Linked DNA regions of Mus musculus: region 1 is linked to region 2. The links are chromatin loops, found by intact Hi-C in ENCODE. Cell type or tissue: heart. All regions are shown on one strand. Region 1 overlaps Chrna1 (cholinergic receptor, nicotinic, alpha polypeptide 1 (muscle)). Region 2 has its middle 33 kb from the start of Chn1.

Region 1 (2,500 bases), 230 kb after region 2:
CGCAGGCTCAGCCATGTGATCATTGTAGCGCCACTTGTACAGTCTGAGCCACTGGTGGACTATGCTATCATTCAGAGCTACCTTCATGTTCAGATGTCTAGCAGTCATGTCCAACACTCAGCCGGAGGGCTGCATGTGGCCAAAAAGATCTAGGAGCAATGCAAAATCATACATTATTTAAACTTTGTTATTTTATTTTTGATATTATATTATTGTTGTTGTTAGTAGTAGTAGTAGTAATAACTAGATTGCATAGTTTGGGTGTGAACTTTGTAACTGTTGGGCCTTTTGTCACTCTAGAATTTGTCTGAGAATGAAGAGGTTTGATTGACAGCTACAGGTGCCAGGAAAGAAAACTTGTTAACAAATGTAACTAAACTGTCTCTACAAAGAAACTGTTTTATCCTGTTTAGTTTTTTTTTTCTTTTTTTTTAAGTTCAGAGATTCGTTTTTTAAAGTCCACCACCCCAGACTTTTTAAGGATCTTACTGATAGGCAGGTTTTATGTCTGAGTTGGACTTCTGAAACCTAGCACAGCCCTTGACCTACTCTCTGCTCTGGAATGTGTCCATCACAACAGCTGAAACGCTATCCTGAGCCCCAGACTTCCGGAAGAGGGAAACAGGAGATGTGTGTTGATCACTTCCGAGGAACTTACTGGATCCCATCCCTCTGAGGAGCAAGGTGGTCTAAAGCCTGCAGCTCCCCTCGCTCTACCATTGCTCTGACAAACACAAGCCTTCCAGGCAAGAACAGAGAGGAGATATATATATATATATGTTTGTTTGTTTCCAAAATCAGAGTTAGAGGAAATATCTAAACTCAGATACCTTCAATCCTGTGGAATTTGAAGTTGATCCAACCGAAGCAGGCTCAGCATGTGCATGCATGAGTTTACAAACACTACACTCAGTGAAAACTTGTTTTTAAAAAATTTTTTAAAAGATTTTTAAAATTTTTATGTGTATTAATGTTTTGCCTGCATGTATGTGCACCACATGTGTGCCTGGTGCCTACAGAGGTCAGAAAAGGGCCTCAAATCCCCTAGAGTTGGAGTTACAGATACCCACGTGAGCCACCATGTAGGTACTGGGAACAGAACCTGGGTCCTCTGCAAGAGCAGCCAGTGCTCTTAACTTCTGAGCCGTCTCTCCAGCCCCCTCAGTGAAAATTCCTAAGTGATATGCTTCTAAAAACACCTACAAGACCTCTTAGAACAGCAAAGTTCATGTGCAGCTGTTAAGAGATGTCTATGCTGTGTGCTTTGATCAAACCAAAATTTCCTGGGTTGATTCCACACGTAGTCTGTAAGAAGCAGAGGAAGCCCTGAGCAGGTGAAATCCTGGGTAGGTATGTGTGTTGACATGGGTGTGGCCATGTCAAGAACCCCCAAAAGCCTCAGACCCATGGAGGGGAATGGGAAAGCCTTCCTCTGGTTCACTTGTGAATATTGGAAGGATGTGTTTTCCGCCCCCTGTGTATTATGGATGATGACTGCAGAACTGTTCCCATGGAGACAGCTAACCTGGCCCCCTTAATCCAACTGTATTTTATAAACCCTGCATCCCTGCTTAACTGTATGCAGTAACTCTTCCCCCCATTCAATCTATTCAATAAACACATTGAGCACCCTGGGTTCCAAGGTTTCTTTGCCTGAAAGGCCAGACCATCCAATCATAGCTTTTCTGTGTGTCCATGTGTCTGTGTCCACATGTCTGTCTATGTTTCTTTCTCAGTTCCCTCACTGTCCCAGTCAGGTCCTTTTCTAGAGCCATGCAAAGGTTGGAACAGTAGTCCATAGGAATTTAGAATTATAAAATGCAGCCCAACACCCTAAATTTATTTATTGTAAGGAAACTGAAGGTAAAAGATATAAACTGGCCTGCAAGGTGGCACACCATACATTTTAGAATGTGATCACTTAAAACCTTTGTGTGTCTCCCCCTCTCCCCCCCCAGGCCTAAAACAACCTGAAATCACCAAGATAGAGACGTAGCATGAGGTTGGAGTAAGGTTTACCCAAGGTGGCTCACTACAGCTCAGAATTCTATTCGTCAAAACCAGGGTCCTGTTCCCTGTGGGACAAATAAAAATTGGGCTGATCGGGGGGAGGGTATAGGGGGCTTTGAGGATAGCATTTGAAATGTAAATGAAGAAAATATCTAATAAATTTAAAAAATTGGGCTGATGAGATGGCTCAGTCAGTAAAGCACTGGTCTTACAAGCACAGGACCTAGTTCAATTCCTCACAACCTATATTTAGAAAACCAGGTTAGTGGCAACGTCTGTACTCCCAGCCCTGGGAAAGGGAAGGCAGAGAGATCCCGTGTGCTTCCTGGCCATCTAGCGTAACCTACATGATAAATTTTAGGCTAACGACAGGCCATCTCCAAAAAGATGTGGATCCCTGAGAAGTGACATCTGAGGTTGTCTTCTGGCTTGCACACACATGTACACATATATGTACTTGCATACACACATGCAAATACACATGGCCACA
Region 2 (2,500 bases):
ATCACAGTTGAGGTCCAGCTTCTTCATCATGTGGTCAAGGACACTGGGGTCCTTCTGGTTCTTTGTAAAGGCAGCCAGCTCTGTGTTCATGAAGGAAAGGAATTCAGCTTTGGAGAGTTGAGAGCTGTTTCTTTGCAAAGATGCCTACAGAGACTGAGAGATGCATCGAATCCCTGATTGCTGTTTTCCAAAAGTACAGCGGGAAGGGTGGAAACAGCTCTTCTGTTGCTCTTCTTATTGTTAACTGTTCTTGCTAATTGAAGTATGTCAACTGGGATATGTTTTTGTGTGTGTGTGTGTATAAAAAGCCAAGATCAGACTCCTCTTCTCCCAGCCACCATCAGCCACAGTCACAGCCAGACCTCGCTCCTCACACCTTTAATCCCAGCACTCAGGAGGCAGAGGCAGGCGGATTTCTGAGTTCGAGGCCAGCCTGGCCTACAGAGTGAGTTCCAGGACAGCCAGGGCTACACAAAGAAACCCTGTCTCGAAAAACAAAACAAAACAAAAAAATTATAGTCTAAAATAGTTTAAACATTTCTCTTTTTTTTTTCATTTTTATCAGCCTTTCTTGGTAATAATAAATTCAAGAAATTATAAAGACAACCAAGAAACATCATAAGTAGAAGAAAAGATAATGAAAAGTAACAGTGAAGATTTTTTTAAAGATTTATTTATTTTTATGTATATGAGTACACTGTAGCTGTACAGATGGTTGTGAGCCTTCATGTGGTTGTTGGGAATTGTGTTCAGGACCTTTGCTCACTCCCGTTGGCCTCTCTCGCTCAGTCCCGTTGGCCTCTCTCACTCAGTCCCTGTTTGCTCTGGCCCAAAGATTTATCTATTATTATACATAAGTACACTGTAGCTGTCTTCAGACACACCAGAAGACGGCATCAGATCTTGTTATGGATGGTTGTGAGCTACCATGTGGTTGCTGGGATTTGAACTGAGGACTTTTGGAAGAGCAGTCAGTGCTCTTACCCACTGAGCCATCTCGCCAGTCCGAAGATTGGTTATTTTTAAAATAAAGATGGCTGGATATGCTGAATCGCATGGACACATAAAGGACACTGGCTGATTTTGTGATACGGTTGATTCTGGTTTTGTTCCCCCTGCCCCCAAGCATCACAAAATGAAATAGTTTAATCTCATGGAATTCCAGAAGGGACGCAGGTTGGACTGTCACAGGGGCTCCGCTCAGAGATGGTGGGCACTGGGGAGCTAGGGAATTGAACAACATAAGAGGGCAGAATGGGAACCTCGTTTGGTAGAGAAGTAAACCAGGAGTCAATAAAGATGGCTGTAGTCTGGGTGTTATGATGCAGGGACCCAGCTCTGTGCCACCCATGTTCCAGTTATGCCTCAACCTCACAAACTGCTGAGTGTGCTCAGAAGTCACGGGGCAAAGGAGAAGGTATGGAGACTCCCTTTGCGGCGGCCTGTGGGCTAGCCAAGAAGATCCAGGCCCAGGAGCAGCAGATGGCAGCAGAGTCAAGTGGTGGAAGGAGTGGGAAGATTTTTAAAAAAAAACCAAAAAAACGTTTTTTTGGGAGCCGAAGTGATGACTCAGCAGCTAAGAGCCCTTGCTCGCGCAGAGGACCCAGGTTCAATTCCCAGCACCCACATGACAGCTTACTGTTACACTGTGTCTGTTGGCATGAGGAAGGGGAGAGAAAACAGCAGTGGGCTTGTGAAACAGCAAAATCTTTTATTATCGCCACCGCATAAACAAAGTTGCTGATCATCAGGGCTACCAGAGGAGGGCTAGGGAGCCTCTTTCTCCTGGCAGCCCAAGCAGGGGCTGAAACAGGGTCTATAAGCATAAAACCAGCAAGTATCTGAACCAAGTTACAGTTGTAATGTTTACCAATCGATTAGGGACTTTCCCAAGTGTCCCATCACTATCAACTGACATGAATGTAAGTGTTTTTTTTTTTTTTTCAACCAATCAAATTCATTTGTTCTGTGGTTAGGAATAGGCATTATGTTTTGGGGAACTATTGTTACTTAAAGAGGGAGTTGGCCATCTTAGGTAAATGGAGTCTGAAGTCAAAATAGCAGTACCTGATGAGAAAGTTCCTTTTATCTGTTCCCAGCACTTACAACCATCTGTAACTCCAGTCCCAGGAAATCCAATGTCCTCTTCTGGCCTCTGAGAGTCCTGCTTGCATGTGACACCCAGACATTCATGCAAGCAAAACACCCATACACACAAACATTTAAAAATTAAAAAATTAAAATTACATTTTGTAGCCAGACTTTTGCTATTTTTGTGGGTTCTTCTTTCTTCCACCCTCCTCTACCCTTTTCCTCCCCTTTCAACCCTCTAGACAGGAAAGAAAAAAGGATAGAGGGGAAAGAGAGTGACATTATTGTTGGACTACTTCCTGCTGATTAGGCCTCTAGTTCCTTGGGAGTAAGTTAAATTTTCCCCATCAGGATATCTAATGTCTTATTTCTTCTTTGCACACAACTACTTAGCAAACCAAGACCAATA

What was found. Hi-C counts contacts between places; a loop is a spot of excess contacts. Peaks named below come from ENCODE experiments on the same cell type or tissue, not always from the same donor. Only the 100,000 strongest peaks of a DNase experiment are listed, where the experiment ranks them.
Region 1: it touches region 2 in a loop (6-fold over the local background); 6 of 42 quality-filtered maps call a loop at or near these places.

Annotation. Positions count from the first base shown.
Region 1 is chr2:73,577,486-73,579,985 of GRCm38, reverse strand. All of the region lies in intron 1 of Chrna1 (cholinergic receptor, nicotinic, alpha polypeptide 1 (muscle)), which reads left to right. Among named protein-coding and RNA genes, the nearest start is that of Chrna1, 1.6 kb to the left of the region's middle. In heart, no CTCF peak of the experiment used is centred here; no DNase peak of the experiment used is centred here.
Region 2 is chr2:73,806,830-73,809,329 of GRCm38, reverse strand. No RefSeq gene overlaps it. Among named protein-coding and RNA genes, the nearest start is that of Chn1, 33 kb to the right of the region's middle. In heart, a CTCF peak has its summit at 1,475 (motif pointing right); no DNase peak of the experiment used is centred here.